2 separate regions of the Homo sapiens genome follow, and region 1 is linked to region 2. Evidence: chromatin loops called from intact Hi-C (ENCODE). Cell type or tissue: PC-9. All regions are shown on one strand. Each heading gives the region's core, and the rest is flanking DNA. Links, peaks and the distances in the headings are about the cores only. Region 1 overlaps INIP (INTS3 and NABP interacting protein). Region 2 overlaps SUSD1 (sushi domain containing 1).

Region 1 (8,000 bases), core at 1-8,000, 600 kb before region 2:
TATTACAAAAGTCAAAAAGTTAAAAAAATTTAAAAGTTTATAAAGTAAAGTTACAGTAAGCTAAGGTTAATGTATTATTGAAGAAAGAAAAATTGAATAAATTTAGTGCAGCCTAAGTGTACAGTGTTTATAAGTATACAGTACTATATAGTAATGTCCTAGACTTTCACATTCACTCACAACTCACTCACTGACTCACCCAGAGCAGCTTCAGTCCTGAAAGCTCCATGCATCCATGCATGGTAAATGCCCTATACAGGTATACCATTTTTTGTCTTTTAAACCGTGTGTGTGTGTGTGTGTGTGTGTGTGTGTGTGTGTGTGTGTGTGTATGTATGTATGTATGTGTGTATTTTAAGATCTCAATTGGCTTTATTTGTGATTCTAGAATCAGGCAACACTTCATTTCATAAAATAGAATAAGTGTTCCCTAAACCATATTTTTACTGTACCTTTTCTATGTTGAGATACACAAATATTTAGCATTGTATTACAGTTGCCTACACTATTCAGTACAGTAACATGCTGTACACGTTTGTAGCCTTGGAGCAACAGACTGTACCGTACAGCCTAGGTTGTGTAGTAGGCTATACCATCTGTGTTTGTGTAAGTACACTCTGATGTTTGCATAACACAAAATCACCTAACAATGAATTTCTCAGAATGTATCCCTGTTGTTAAGCAACATATGATGGTAGATCTGACATTGGATCAGATATACAACATCCTTTATATTATTAATCTTATATTTTAATCTATTTTAAGATTATTTACATTGAAATTGTATTCACATTATTCACCTTATGGCCTCTTCTGACATCTATGTTCGCTTGCTCTTTTACTTGAAATCAGAACCACTTTTAAAGAAGTTTTATTGTCATCACACATTATCTGTGCCTTTATCTTCATTGCTGTAAAAACTTTTGTACACATTTCACCTGTGTTAAGATAGCTCCAAAACAAATCAAGTCAGACACATTTGCTGCTATCAAGGAGTTTTTATTTTAAAATTTGTATAAAAGTAAAATTTACTCTCTATAAAGTATTGAATCTCACTTGGCAAGTAGTTAACCACTTAACTACTTGAAGGACGCCTCTATTTCCGTTCTGTATCAAGTCTGAATTCCTGTTTGACTCTATGTATGTTTGACCCATCTTCATATTTTTAAATTACTCATCTCTGTTCTGATTTTTTTAATCTTGGTTTTGTCTTAAACTTATGGACTCTTAAAGTGTATACTCATTTGGTCCAGCTTCTTTCATTGACCATACTGTCTGTGAGATTCATCCATATTGTGCATGGATCAGTAGTTCATTCCTTGTTATTGTGGGGTAGTATTCCATGGTATGACTTTATCACATTTTGTTTATTCATTCTTCTGTTTGTAAACTTTGGGGTTGTCTCAGTTTTGGCTGTTGTGAATAAAGCTGCTATGAGCATTTATAAGTCTCTTTTGCAGGTACTTTTTTTTTTTTTTTTGAGATGGAGTTTTGCTCTTGTTGCCCAAGCTGGAGTGCAATAGCGTGATCTCAGCTCACTGCAACCTCCACCTCCTGGGTTCAAGCGATTCTCCTGCCTCAGCCTCCTGAGTAGCTGGGATTACAGGCGCGTGCCACTGCGCCTGGCTAATTTTTTTGTAGAAACGGGGTTTCACCATGTTAGCCAGTCTGGTCTCGAACTCCTGACCTCAGGTGATCCGCCTGCCTCGGCCTCCCAAAGTGCTGGAATTACAGGCATGAGCCACTGTGCCCGGCCTCAGATACCTTTTTTTTAAGAGACAGGGTCTTGTTCTGTTGCTCAGGCTGGGCTCTGAGGTGGATGAAGCTCACTGCAGCCTCAAACTCCTGGGCTCAAGTGATCCTCCCACCTCTACCTTCCAAAGTGGTGGGACTGCATGCATGCATCACCATGCCTGGCTAATGTTTTTATTTTTTGTAGAGAGAGGGTCTTGCTTTGTTGGCTGGGCTGGTCTTGAACTCCTGGCCTCAAGAAATCCTCCCACCTCGGCCTCCCAAAATGTTGGGATTACAGGCATGAGCCACCATGCTGGGCCACTTGTACCATTTTATTATTTTAGTATATGCGCTTCTGAAGAGAGCTCTCTTTGTACTGTTTTATATTCTCTCCAGCAATATGTGAATATTCTGGTTGATTCACATTTAGTGTTGTCAGTCGTTAATTTTAGCCATTCTAGAATGTATGAAGTAGTATCTCATTGTAGTATTAAAATGCATTTCCTTGATGACAAATGCTGAGCACTTTCGTTGTACTTATTGGCCATTGTAAATCTTCCTTTATGAAGTATTTGTTCAAATCTTTTACTCATTTTTTAAAAATTGGGTTATTTCTTTTATTAGCAAGTTGTTTTGTTTTCATTCTTCGGTCTGGATACAAGTCCTTTGTCAGATATGTTTTGCACGTATTTCCTCCCAGTCTCGCTTGCCTTTTCGTGTTCTTAATGGTGGTGTTCTTATCCTGTATGTAATGTGTTATTTTTCTCTGGCTGCTTTTAGGATTATCTCTTTGTATTTCAGTGGTCTGACTATGGTATGCCTAGAGGTGGTTTTCTTGTTTGGGGTTTGTTGAGCTTTTTGGATCTGTAGGTTGATGTCTTTCACTAAATTTGGGATGTTTCCATCCATTATTCAAATACTCCAAGGCTCTGCTTATTTTTCCTCAATATTTTTTTCTGTGTTTTTCTGATTGGATAATTTCTAATGCTCTAACTTTAATAACTTCTGCCATCTCCAATCTGCTGTTCATTCAATCCAGTGAACATTTTGTTTCAATTTACTTTTTAGCTCTAGAATTTCCACTTGGTCCTTTTCCATAGTTATACTTCTTTGCTAAAATACCCCTTTTATTTATTATGTCTTTTTCCCTTAAGTCTTTGAACATATTTATAATGGCTGATTTTAAATCCTTGACTGCTAATTATATCATTGGGGTTATCTTGGAGTTGGTTTTTGTTGACAGCATTTTGGTGCATATGCATCACGTTTTCCTTTTTCTTCTTATAAGTTGTGATTTGTTATTGGGTACTGGACATTGTGGAAACTCTGGATTCTGTTATATTCTTCTGAAATTGTGATTTTTGTTCTAGCAGACAGCTTGACTCAACTCATACTCAACTCCAAACTCTTGTCTCTCCTGTGTTGGGCAGAAATCTTGCAGTGTTTTTCAGCTTCCACCTGCTGCTTTATTGATGGGCTGCCTGGGATCTCCCCTGGATATGTGTAGTTCAGCAGTGAGTGAAACTTTGAGTGGATTTTATATGCATGAATTGGGCTTTATTCCTTCTGCCTCTCCCTCAAGCCTTGCCCCTAATTTTTTTGCTACTCTGTCAGCCCTAAACTTGAGTTCTCCTCTGACACCTCAAGCTAGTAAGGTGAGGCTAACCAAGCTGTTAGTGGATTGGGGAATGCTTCAGGCAAAAGGCCACAAGTTCCCAAATCTCACCAGTTGCAGTTTCTGCCTGATACTGGTCAGACTCCAGTGCCTTTAAGTAGTGAATTTTTAATATTTTAGTATTATATTTGTGGCAGGATTAGACCAACCAGACTACTCTGCCAGTACTGGAAATTGAAAGCTTGCTGATTCTGTTTTAGTTTATTAGTTATATTTAGGACAAACTAAAGGTTACATGAGTTTCGTAGAATTATAGTATTGTAAAAAGCAAGTTGTGGTGACAGCTTTCCCAGCAGTAACCAGCTAATACCATTCTGTTCTCCTCTCACATAGCCATGTGCGATTTGTGTGCTCTGTGGACTAATCATAGGTCCACATTCCCTTGTGGTTGTTGACCTCTTTATTTTTCCATTAAATTATAAGGGCCCATATTAAAAATAACTTAATTTGAGCTCAGATGAAAACTAAGAGAAGACTATTTTGGAAAGATAACATGCTGCTAAAAACCACACAATGCACTGCAAATGAAAATAAATTTTAAATTATCCCACTATTCGCACAGAGATTTACAATATGCTGGTTACTTTTTTCGTAGTTGTAGTAAAAACGCAATCATTTTTAGTATTGCCTTTGACTGACCCATAGTCAGATCCACTATGAAACATCCCCTAATCTAAATAGAAATGAATTTAGATTAGCCCTTTGGCTTCCGTTGCTCCTTTGTCAGGGATTTTTGTTGATGTCATGGAACTGCTGCTACTAGGAACCAGCAGAGGGAGTCCACATCATGTTCTAGAGACTCCCGGACTCCAGTGAAATTTTAAAATTCTTATTTATTCAGATCTATTGTATTTTTCTCTCTCTCTTTAATTTAATTTTTTTTTAAGAGGCAGGGTCTCGCTCTGTTGCCCAGGCTGGAGAGCAGTGTTGTGATTGTAGCTCCGTGCAGCCTCCAACTCCTGAGCTCAGCATCCCAAGTAGCTGAGACTATAGGCACATGCTACCACGCCTGGCTAATTTTTTTTCTTTTTTTTTTTCCTGTAGAAACAGGGTCTCGCTTTGTTGCCCAGGCTGGTCTTGAACTCCTGAACTCCTGTTCTCAAGCAGTTCTCTCACCTTGGCTTCCCAAAGCATTGGAATTACAAGTGTGAGCCACCATGCCCGGCTGTATTTTACTTTCTGTAGTAAATCATTTCTGTACTGTTTGTATGTATAAGAATTACTTAATATGGAGATTAATACCAAGGGCCTTAATTATCTTAAAATGATAACTGAAAGAACCATGATTTAAAAAAAATCTTTATGTGTTGTAATTTATTAATGTAAATAAATAGATTTTACTTATTATGTCTGGTGTAGAGAACAATTCCGTTGTGTTGGGGACTAAGCCCTCTTTCAGATCTAGCAGTCTTTCATGCCGTCATAGTAATCAGGACTGCTAAATTTCATACGCCCTTGACAGTCACTGCAGTCCCATGTTCTTCATACTGTCCAATGTAGTGTAGAACATTTGGTAGGCTTTCAATCATGAGAATTTTAGTATGCAGAGGCAGATTGTCAACCTGGGGTTTGGACAAGGTACCAAAAGCAGCACAGAGTCTTTCATTATTGGTAAATATCAAGGTCCTATGATGATGTGATGGCATTGGATTGGTTCAGCCTGATTTTAGAGAGACCTGGTGAAATACTGAGTAAGGAACATGAATTCTTTTATTTTTTTCAATTTTACAGATATCTGAAAATGCTTATAGTAGTAACTATAAGATCTGCAGATCAGGTAGTAGGAACTATTGATTTTGGGCCAGTCCAGGTGCTCTCAGCTGTGATTTCAGCATGCTGCATAGGAGTAGAATGGCAAGGCTCCTGGGAAGTGTCTTGTTTGACCTCAGACCCAAGTACAAGTCTTCACCTAAACCATATATGGTCCAGAAGGAAAGCAAGTTTATTCTTCACGTTTATACTAAAGTATGCCACCTCTCAATTAAGAGTTTGTCCCAGTGCAGTGATGCATAAATAGCATCTGAAAATTCTTCTATTTGTACCTTTTTAAAGATGAGAGTTTGTATGCAAAGACACAATTTGGAGTAGGTTTCTGAAGGCTAAATCTCTTTTTGTTGCATTTTAATTGCTATGGCAAAGAGAATGAATTAGATTTCTGATGCTAGGCTTGACCTGTAGGCTCCAGATTGAAATTGTAACTGGGAAGAATATTATGTAAAGTAATCTGAGACTGTTTGTGTAGTTAGGAGAGAGTATAGGATCCACACATGCACTCAGACTGGCCTGGGAGTTCTGAAATGTGAATGTAATTAGAAAGCTGCATGCCAATTAGTTGTGGCCTATCTAATGAAAAACTTCACTGACAGAGAATTGTCAATGTGGGATGACAGGAATCTAGTGATGTTAACCTGATGACTAGGGAGAAAGAATGCTAGATAATAATAACAATAATAGTGTGTATTTATTAAGCAACTACCATGTGGCAGGCAGTGTTCTAGGTCTTTTACTTATATTTTTCTGTATTTCCTGTAACCACCCTTTGAAGTGTTACTGTTATCCCCTTTGGTCCTGAGGCATGGTGAGGTAGTTTTCCTAATATTCAGTAGTAAGTGGTAGTGCTGAGGTGAGAACCCACGTTGATTCCATGTCCCACGTTCCTTATTCATTCTGTTTTCCCATACCGCCCTTCAGTAGGGGGAATTACAACATTCTGATGATAGATCTGATAGGAAACCACTGGGCGCTTGAGACAAGGGGCAAAAGACCTCTTCTTGATCTTTATTGGGATTAATCTAATCGTCTACATTGGTTATTAAGCAGAAAATGCTTTAAATGAAAAGGGCCTGTGAGTTTATATGTGAGAAGAAAAGAAAAATAAGTGGGGAAGAAAGGTTGATTCAAGCAGAAGATACATCATCATCTTACAAACCTCAATGGGTAGAAAAAGTGGCAGTAGTTTTAAAGAAGTAAGTCCTTAGGTCTAGGTGAAAGAGAATGTGAACACAGATCACCTGAGCAGACATTAGGGCTTGATTCCTTTTCTTTGTTACGTATTTTTGGTAAACTCTGAAAGGTGGCTAATGATTGAGTAATTTTTTAATCTTGCAAGATATAGGAAACATTCGTCATTAACTAGATTTAGGACAGAGCAAGAAAATGGATTCTTTCCTAGAATCCATTTAGAGACCCTGTCTTTGAAAAAAAAAAAAAGTTAATAAAAAAAATTAGCTGGGCATGGGGCTGAGGTGGGAGGATCGCTTGAGTATGGGAGGTTGAGGCTGCTGTGAGCCCTGATCATACCACCGCACTCTAGCCTGCACAACAGAGTGAGACCCTGTCTCAAAAAAAATAAAGAAAATGAATGCAGCCCTGTCAACATCTTGATTTTAGCCCAGTGAGACCTCTGACCTATAGATCCATAAGAAAATAGATTTGTGACGTTTTAAGCCACGAATTTTGGGTAATTTGTTACAGCAGCCATAGAAAACTAATGCATATTTAACTGCAAGAACCAAAAAAATCTAGGAACCCTCCATGACACCTTCTTCCTCATTCCTTCATATTGAATCCATCACTCTCCTCCTGATTTAACTTCCTAAATAGCTATTGGATCCGTTTGTATCTCTGCATTTCCATCCACTAAAAACTTTTATTATCTCTAGCTCTTTCTACTGTGATAGTTTCCTGACTATTTTCTCTTGTCTATTCTCAACATTGCAGTTAGAGTGATCTTTTTAAAGGGGGAAAGTTTATTTTGTTCCTCACCCCTACTTTTATGCCTTAGATTTCAGTTCAAGCATCACTTCCTTTGAAAGCCTTCTCTGACACTGCTCCCCCCGCTTTCACGCTAGGTCAAGTTTATTTAGCATTCATTCCTACAATAATGATTGTTATAAATGCTCATCAAATGGTTTCTTTATTTCAGACTACTCATGTTAGATTTTAATTACACATTCATTCATGTGATTATTTGATTGATCTCTATTTTCACTGGACAGTTTGAAAACCATGAAAGCTAGAATCATGTCAAGTTTTGCCTTATCATTGCATCCTTAGAACCTAACTTTGTGCCTGTATGTGATAGCATGAAAGACTGCTAGATCTGAAAGAGGGCTTAGTCCCCAACACAATAAATATTTGTTGAATCAATAAATAACTGAAAACATGTTAAACATGTTAATAGTGCCACAGTGACGTTGCTCTAGTACTAAACATAGGTGTCTCAACTATGGTACTTTAATGTACTATATAGTTGTGAAGAGTATATAGCTTGTAGGATAACCACTTGACAGGATTTAAGTAATCTTTTAAAAATTATTGTTATGAAAGTGTAGTAGATTGTCCATAACTGCATAATCAAAATAATTTTCACTTTTAGCTTTAGATTTTTTTTACAATAAGAAGAATTTCAGTTAGTCTTTAAGTGTGATAGAGCTGTTAAAGGAAAATGAGTATCAGCTCTTAGATTTTAAATGCAATCTGATGTAATGCTAGTTACTTGAGAATGTTTTTAGTGACAAAGAAATGTGCGGGAGGAAAAAAAAGAAATGTGCGGGAGGAAAAAAAAGAAACGTGTGGGAGTCAAAATGTT
Region 2 (9,182 bases), core at 659-8,658:
CTGGGTGTGGTGGCACGCGTCTGTAGTCCCAGCTACTCGGGAGGCTGAGGCTGGAGGATCACTTGAACTCAGGAGGCGGAGGTTGCAGTCAGCTGAGAACATGCCACTGCACTCCATCCTGGGCTACAGCGCAAGACTCCGTCTCCAAAAAAGAAAAAAAGTATTCGCGTGCCACCAAAAATCATCCCAAAGTGTGCAATATATTTTACACTAACGTACTCTAAGCCATGCTACTCCTACTTATTTTATGTGAATCTAAGACTTCAAAGAAAGAAAGGAAACACATGAAAACTTTTATAGCCAAACATACATTTATTCAAGTAGGCACTGTGGGAAGCCATACCCTGATTTCTGTGGTGCTGCCATTATCATCATGTGTTTGCCTTGGAATCCTATTTGATAATGTCCTTTGGAGGTAGTTTATGAGCCGTATTAGAAGATCAGTTACATTCCTTTTGAAATCAGATGCTGTTTTGACTAGAAATGATGCTGAGCTTGCTTGACCATCTGTTTGGGTCACCTGGATTTATTCTCTATGACCTTTTGCTGTTTCCAAAAATAAAGAAAAAGGATATAAAATTGGAAACCAAGGGAGTACACTAGACCAGCCCCTGTCCTTGCACAGTGGGACTTCTGAAAGAGTAGTCTGGGCTCACTGTCTTATTCCCTCCCCTCCTATGCTCTTCTCAGCCTACTGGGGGGAAACCAGGCATCGAACACCCCCACTTCACTGTAGCATCTCACCAAGGTGACTGATGACTACCTAACTGCCAATTTCATGTTCCAGTTTCAGCTGTCATTCTTCTCAACCTTTCCACAACATTTAGCATTGTTGATCCTTTATCCATCCATTCAACCAGTTCAACCAAATAATACATAGTTTTTAGTATCTATATTTAAGGCACTGTGCTAGGGCCTGAGGATAGAGAGAGAAACATGGTCTTTGCCATCGTAAAGTTACATTCAGGAGAGGTGGTCATTATATAATGACTTACGTATTTAGTTACAAGTGTGTTAAGTACCACATACAGAAATACTAGATGCTAACAAAATACCAAAATACATAACATTATGTACATCTATATCTATATATACATAACATATATATGTACCTGTGTGTACACACACACACATAGAGTAAAGCAAAACAAAGGCTCTTACTTTATCACTCACTGAGACTTTCTCTCCCCAAATCCAGTGAGACTTCAGCTGGACACTGTGGGGGCCTCCTTCTTTTAAGCCAGAGAGGCCTCTGTGTTCTACAACTGGGCAGGCTGAGGGCCTGCTCTTCCCACCTCTACCCAAAGTCAAACCACAGATCTAATCCTGATGCCGTGGGCACTCCATGAGGGGAGAAAAGCCATGTGAGAGGAGAGAGGGAGATGGAGTTTGCACCCTCTGCCTTGACCTGCTCCAGGCCCTTCTTGGCTAGGGGATGAGGAGGCTGTGGGAGACTGGTGGGAAAGAAGGCTGATAATTTTCTTAAAAGAATTTATTTTTATTTTTTAGGGACAGAGTCTTGTTGTATCACCCAGGCTGGAGTGCAGTGGCACGATCTCAGCTCACTGCAACCTCCGCCTCCCAAGTTCAAGTGATTCTCGTGCCTCGGCCTCTTGAGTAGCTGGGATTACAGGTGTGCACCACCACACCTGGCTAATTTCTCTATTTTTAGTAGAGACATGTTTTTGCCATGTTGGCCAGGCTGGTCTTGAACTCCTGGCCTCAAGTAATCCGTCTGCCTCGGCCTCTCAAAGTGCTGAGATTACAGGTGTCAGCCACTGTGCCTGGCCTTGGAAGGCTGAGAGACACTCTTTCAAGTCCTTCCTTTCCTTCCTAGACATCAGTCACTCTACCAGCCTCCTGCCTCTCTTCTGCATTGCCTTTTTCCTCTGGTTCCCCCCTGGGTTTCAGTGTTTCCCAGTGTTCTGCCATTGGGCCATTCACTGTCTCTGTCCTACCTGCATATCTCACCTGCACCCATACCTTCAACTAACATTCACAGATCTATGACTTTCAAGAGTACTTTTTCCCTACATAGTCAGCAGATAACATCGTCACAGCCCAGTGCCTGGCATGGCAGGATGCTTGGCATTTGATAGCCATTCAGTTAGTAGTGAGCAGGGAATGAAAGAGCCCTGGGACAGCTCCAAAGAGGACTTCCAGAAATGTTTTCAGTTATCAGCACTATTGGAATGAGGGCATATAGTCTCCATTAAAAGGGCAGCATTAATGTAGATGTTGAATATCTGATTCTTTTATAAAGGAGTCTTTCCAACTAATTTGTAGGCACCTGGAGGGAAAAGCAACCAAACTTTGTTAAACTGCTCCCTGGGATGAAATATCTGACACCCCTATAATTGGATCTGGGTCCCATCTGTGCAGAGAGCATGGCACAGGCTGGAGGCAGATGGCATCTTTGAGATGCCATTTACAGTTGTCATAGTGAATGAGCAAGAAGGAAGGACAAGAAAGAAAACTCCTTTCTAATCTCTGCTTCGATGACAAAGGAACTGAGAGTAAAAAGGAAATTCGCTTTGCTGGCAACTCAGAGAGAAGATGAGGGCTGGGCTGGTGCCTTTTCTTTCTGGACCAGGTGGTGAGTTAGCATCAAAGGGATGTGTAAGTGAGCAGAGATGCCAAGAGCTCTGGGGCTTTGAAGGGCAGCAAAGAGGGTAGAGGCCAGAAATATCTGGGGCTTGTTCAGGCTGATAAAAGACTGGTACCAACATCATCTTTATGCTACCCAAGGGGGCGAACTGAAGGTCATTGTGTCTCTTAGGGTACCCATGCTCATAATTGGAGTATTTCTTTTCTTTTTTTTTTCTTTTTTTTTTTTTTTGCAATGGAGTCTCATTCTGCCGCCCAGGCTGCAGTGCAGTGGCACAATCTTGGCTCACTGCAACCTCTGCCTCCCAGGTTCAAGCAGTTCTCGTGCCTCAGTCTCCCAAGTAGCTGGAATTATAGGTATGTACCACCACGCTTGGCTAATTTTTTTGTATTTTTAGTAGAGATGCGGTTTCACCATGTTGCCCAGGCTGGTCTCAAACTCCTGACCTCAAGTGATATGCCCATCTCAGCCCCGCAAAGTGCTAGGATTACAGGCGTGAGCCACCGCACCCACTTGGCCCACAATTGGAGTATTTCTTTGATTTCAAATTGTGTGTGTTCTAGGGAGAAATACTGATATAGAGATCCAGGAATGCTGCAGACAGCCATAGGTGGCCTTTCTGGTATCTCGGCAGGAGTTTGCCTATTTTTCCCTCTCTGCCTCCATTGATTTTCACTTGCTAATAGATAACTTGGGCTTACCCAAGACCAGGTCATGTGGGACACAGAATCTAGGCATTGCTGCTGAAGGGATGATTTAGTAAAGATATAAACTCTTCTTTGGGCAGAGAGGTCAGTAGATCTGGGTCAATCCAAAGCTAGCATTGGTTCTGAGTACAGGAGAATAGGATTGGCCCTACAGGTACCTAAGGTGCAGGCTTCCTTTTGCACTTGGAGACTGCGAAGAGATTTACTAGAAGGGAGAAACGGGAGCTGAGTTGTGGAGAGTCATTTTCTGACATGGAGAAATAGCTTTCTCACTCTTCTTAGATGGGAGCCTTTCACTGGGTTTATATTTATTATGCAGTAGAGAATCAAATCCCAGGCACCAGGAGTGGGAAACAAGGGCAGTAAAACAGGGAAAGAAGGAGAGTCAGCGTATGATGCCTGATTGTACTGGTCTCCACAGAGGGTGGGCATTACCACATCTGTGTGACAGTGTCCTTAGACGCTGAAGAAACTAAGTCTTTGTTGGACAGCCCTTCAGAGGAAAGAAAGGAGGAAGGATTTCTCTACCAGCTCCTGTCCCCACAGGATTTTAACTCCCCTGCACTTCCAGATGGCATGTGCTGGGGTGTGGGTGCTGCAGCAGGGAAGTCCCAGAATAGGAGGCAAGACCTGGTCATGTTGTCAAAACCCATCCAGGGATGGGACAAGGAGCAGGGGAAGCTGAGAGAGGCTGAGGAGTTCTTAAGAGGTGTCTGCTTCAATGGGAAAGCTTGAGCTGGGGCTGTGGAATATCCCTTTTTGGTGACATGAGGACAACTTTCTCTGGGAATAATTATATGATAGCTTCTGTCTGCAGGAATTTTGTTTGTTTGTTTTTGTTTTTGTTTTTGAGATGGAGTCTCACTCTGTCACCCAGGCTGGAGTGCAGTGGCAGGATCTTGGCTCACTGCCACCTCTGCCTCCCAGGTTCAAGTGATTCTCCTGCCTCAGCCTCCCAAGTAGCTGGGACTACAGGCATGCACCACCATGCCCAGCTAATTTTTGTATTTTTAGTAGAGACGGGGTTTTGCCATGTTAGCCAGGCTGGTCTTGAACTCCTGACTTCAGGTGACCAACCTGCCTTGGCCTCCCAAAGTGCTGTGATTACAGGCGTGAGCTATTGCACCAGGCCTGTTTGTTTTTGATAGTATTGTAAATGAAATTGTTTTCTTAATTTCATCTTTGGACTGCTCATTGCTAGTATATAGAAATACAATAGATTTTTGTACATTGACCTTGTATCCCGCAACCTCACTGACCTCCTTTCTCAGCTGTAATACTTGTTTTGGTGTGGATTCCTTAGAGTTTTATATATAGAAGTATATAAGATTGTATCATTTGCAAGTAGAGATAGTTTTACTTGTCTGTAGGAAGTTTATTTTATTTTATTTTATTACTTTTGAGATGGAGTTTTGCTCCGTCACCCAGGCTGGAGTGCAGTGGTGCAATCTCAGCTCACTGCAACCTCTGCCTCCCAGGTTCAAGTGATTCTCCTGCCTCAGCCTCCCAGGTAGTTGAGATTACAGGCATGTGCCACCGTGCACCGCTAAGTTTTGTATTTTTAGTAGAGATGGGGTTTCACTATGTTGGCCAGGCTGGTCTCAAACTTCTGAGCTCAGGTAATCCGCCAACCTTGGCCTCCCAAAGTGCTGAGATTACAGGTGTGAGCCACTGCACTCGGCTGGGAATTTGATTTCAAAGAAATAAAAAGCTAGATCCCCTTTCGTTCTTCCTGTCTGCACAACCACTTGCGGGTTGACTGGGAATGCTGAAAACTATGTTACCTCAGGGAACCAAGGCCTTCATATGGTTTCCCACATTGCTGAATTCATTAGCTGGAATATATGCAGAATATTTAAAAGAAGCAGAACAACCCAGAGGAATCAGTGGCATCCTGATAGACCAGGATTAAATAGCTTCAGTTACAGGAGTCCCAGAAGTACCTAGGAACCTTGTGGAGAATTTCTTTAGTTTGCCCCAACCTGTTTCTGAGGCATGGTCCTGTGTGGTGAGACATGTCATTTTCCCCCTGGGGATAGCAGTGACTTGAAGGAGTTTCCCATCATTCTGCTGGGAAGAGAAAGGTGGAAGTAGGTCTTACCTGTGCAGTTGCAGGGAAGGTCTCACTGAGGACCCAGCTCTGGGCCTCATTCCATTCTACCAGAGTGGAATGCCAGTGGCATCCAGTGGCCTGTCAGGTGAATCACAGGTTAGAATTCTGACCTATATCCAAGCTGGAATCTTTCCTTTCCCTCTAAGTCAGGTAATGGGCCACGCTCATTCATGATGAAGAGAAGTTGGGTGATTGGCTTGGGAGAGCTTGCATTGCCTGACTCAGTGTCTGCCTCTGAGGATGAATGGTGACCAGCAGAGATACCAGCTATGCAGAGAGACTGATCTCCTTTAGAATTTTGCTAAAGCCCATTGATGCATTTTGTGAGTTGACTGCCTTTTTCTCTTTTAGAAATTCTGACAAAGATTAATGATGTATCACTGTTTAATGATACCTGTGTGAGATGGCAAATAAACTCAAGAAGAATAAACCCCAAGATCTCATATGTGGTAAGTAAAGTGATCTACTTTTTCCTGCTAGGACAGACACGTCACCCATGGGAATATGAGTCAGAGGGACTTGCTTCCGTGAGAGCTTCTCAATCTAATTGCTGTTTTTTTTTCTTTTTTTCTTTTATTTTTTTTGTGAGACAGTCTCACTCTGTTGCCCAGGCTGGAGTGCAGTGGTGGGATCTTGGCTCACTGCAACCTCAGCCTCCCGGGTTCAAGCGATTCTCCTGCCTCAGCCTCCTGAGTAGCTGGGATTAGAGGTGTGCACTACCATGCTTGGCTAATTTTTTGTATTTTCAGTAGAGATGGGGTTTCACCACGTTGGCCAGGCTGGTCTTGAACTTCTGACCTCAGATAATCCACCTACCTCGGCCTCCCAGAGTGCTGGGATTATAGGCATGAGCCACCGCGCCTGGCCTCAATCTAATTGCTTTCTGATCCCATTGTCATTTAAAAAGAGTGGATGGAATTTTTGAAGATATCTGGATGATTTCGTTATTTTGCATTTTGTGTTTAACATATTTGTCATTCAGCAGGGTGCATGTGTGGGGGATGCATTTATATTTGGCATCCTCACGATTGCTTGTTTCCAAGCACTTGTATTTCACTCCCCCAGAGCAAGCCCGGGAGCGTCTGCTGACTTGGTGACAGAGTGCAGCCAATGGTCCTCAGGTTGCAATTGTCTCCATTTGATCATTTGTGTGCAGGAGAGCACTTCCTAGGGAGATTTCTCATTTATGTCTCCTCTAGGGGTTTAATATTCACTGGGCTGATCAGACTTTATCAGCAGACCAGGTTTACCTTACGAATGCTCCCTGGCTGAGCAGCACAGTATAAAATAGAATAGTAGGAGAATGGGCTCCAGCACCACAAATCCTGGATTGTTTTGACTGGAGTCAGAGTGGGTTCTCTTGTCTTTTCCTCTCAAAGATATCCATAAAAGGACAACGGTTGGACCCTATGGAATCAGTTCGTGAGGAGACAGTCAACTTGACCACAGACAGCAGGACCCCAGAAGTGTGCCTAGCCCTGTACCCAGGCACCAACTACACCGTGAACATCTCCACAGCACCTCCCAGGCGCTCGATGCCAGCCGTCATCGGTTTCCAGACAGCTGGTAGGTGGAGGTGAAGTCTCATTTCCTCCTAGAAAATGCTAAGCACAGAATGTGGGGAAGTATGCTGCAGAATCAGCTGGGCTGGAGAGCTCCTATTTGCTGTCTGAGATTTATACTCAGATGTAGTTGCTCCAGCCACAGAACTAGAGCAGGTCAAGAGATCCGTATCCTCTTGGTACCAGGCTGAATGGGCTCTGGGGTATTTTTTCTCAGCTGAGCCCTCCGGGAGAGGTGGAAAGTAATAAAAAGGCATTTAAAAGGAATGCCTTTTAAATGATGATCAGTCCACTCTCAAATATCCAAGGCAACAGAGGGTAGCCATGTGGCTTATCTTTGGTAGTAAACTCAAAAGTCATTTCTGGCCAGGTGTGGTGGCTCACGCCTATAATCCCAGCACTTTGGGAGGCTGAAGTGGGCAGATCACTTGAGGTCAGGAGTTCCAGACCAGCCTGGCCAACATGGCAAAACCTTATCTCTACTGAAAATAGAAAAACTTAGCTGGGTGTGGTGGCACACACCTGTAGTCCCAGCAACTCGGGAGGCTGAGGCACAAGAATCACTTGAACCCAGGGGGCAGAAGTTGCAGTGAGTGAACCGAGATTGCACCACTGCACTCCTGCCTGGGCAACAGGGCAAGACTCTGTCTCAAAAAAAACCCAAAAAAACCAAAAAGCCATTTCTTGCTCTTGCGTGTGAAAGAGGAGGTGCCAGGGAGGCTGACCCAGCAGCTTTAAAGAGATCAAGTTGAGAGTGGGGAAGTGGAAGCAGGGGCACCCCTAGGGTGCAGGAGGGTAGGTGTTAGCTGAAAAAAGGAGTGGAATGAAGGAGCTTTAAGAAGTAGAAATAAACCTCATTTTACATAATTGTCATGTGGGTTTTTAACAACATTGTGACAATTACAGTAAGTTAAAAAAAAAAAGCTCTGGTTATGGGTATGAGGACTAATTAAATACCTTGTAGACAGGTGGGGCACGGTGACTCATGTCTGTAATCCCTGCACTTTGGGAGGCTGAGGAGGATTGCTTGAGGCCAGGAGTTTGAGGTCAACCTGAGCAACACAGTGAGGCCCCATCTCTACAAAAAAAAAAAAGAAAGAAAATTTAGCTTGGTGTGATGGTGCATGCCTATAGTCCCAGTTACTCGGGTGGCTGAGGCGAGAGGATCACTTGTTCAAGGCTGCAGTGAGCTATGATCATGCCACTGCACTCCAACCTGGGTGACGGGGCAAGACCCTGTCTCAGAAAACAAACAAAAAACCCGGTAGACAAACCTTGACAAGTAATTGATGTCATTTATTTATTTTTTGAGATGGAGTCTTGCCCTGTCGCCCAGGCTGGAGTGCAGTGGTGCGATCTCAGCTCACTGCAATCTTTGCTTCCTAGGTTCAAGCAATTCTCCTGCCTCAGCCTTCTGAGTAGCTGGGATTACAGGCATCCACGACCGTGCCTGGCTATTTTTTGTATTTTTAGTAGAGACTGAGTTTCACCTTATTGGCCAGGCTGGTCTTAAACTCCTGACCTCAAGTGATCTGCCCATCTCAGCCTCCCAAAGTGCTGGGATTATAGGCGTGAACCACCACAGCTGGCCGATGTCATTTATTATTTTGGGGGAGTTGAGAAAGTTCTTAATTAGCTGTTTGCTATCCCACTGAAACTGTACCTTAACCCGAGTAGCTGGGAATAGTTCAGCAGAAATAGTTGAAAAAGTCTGCCAATCTTAACAATATAAAACCAACTATGAGATTATACAAATTAGGTCTCTTGACATTTGTATATAAATAAAACAAAATTAATTCTTTGCAAGTAAATAATATGCAGGCAAAGATATTATAAAATTAATATGGTAACTAATCAGAGAAGTCTTACAAAATTATTAGTAAACTACTATAGGGAAATGTCTTTAAAAGATCATCACTCACCTGCCACTGTTCAGTGAGGATGACAGGTTGCTGTTTGGCGTCAGCTGTTTTTACTAATATCCAATTACCTGTTCAAGTTCCTTTCCCTTGGGAAAAACATGGTCTTTGGAGTCAGGCAGATCCGGTTTTGCATCTTAACTCTGTATTGAAGAGTTGGCTGATCATGGCTGAGTTATTTAATGTCTCTGGACTAAAGGGAATTGGATTATATTTGCAAGTTAATCTAGAGAGAATTAGGATTTATGTTGAGCCATCCTAACTGGGAGCAAG

Evidence for each region. A loop is a pair of places that touch in the nucleus more often than their neighbours do. Peaks named below come from ENCODE experiments on the same cell type or tissue, not always from the same donor. Only the 100,000 strongest peaks of a DNase experiment are listed, where the experiment ranks them.
Region 1: it touches region 2 in a loop (5-fold over the local background); 3 of 110 quality-filtered maps call a loop at or near these places.

The regions. Positions count from the first base shown.
Region 1 is chr9:112,707,465-112,715,464 of GRCh38, reverse strand. The region is part of intron 2 of INIP (INTS3 and NABP interacting protein); the gene reads left to right. Among named protein-coding and RNA genes, the nearest start is that of INIP, 6.7 kb to the left of the region's middle. In PC-9, for the core only: CTCF peaks have their summits at 3,975 and 4,175 (motif pointing right); no DNase peak of the experiment used is centred there.
Region 2 is chr9:112,109,466-112,118,647 of GRCh38, reverse strand. SUSD1 (sushi domain containing 1) reads left to right here. Exons shown (of 17, transcript NM_022486.5): 7 at 5,780-5,877; 8 at 6,808-6,994. Among named protein-coding and RNA genes, the nearest start is that of SUSD1, 61 kb to the left of the region's middle. In PC-9, for the core only: CTCF peaks have their summits at 5,311 and 5,510; DNase peaks (open chromatin) are centred at 5,507, 5,907 and 7,967; H3K27ac peaks cover 5,297 bases.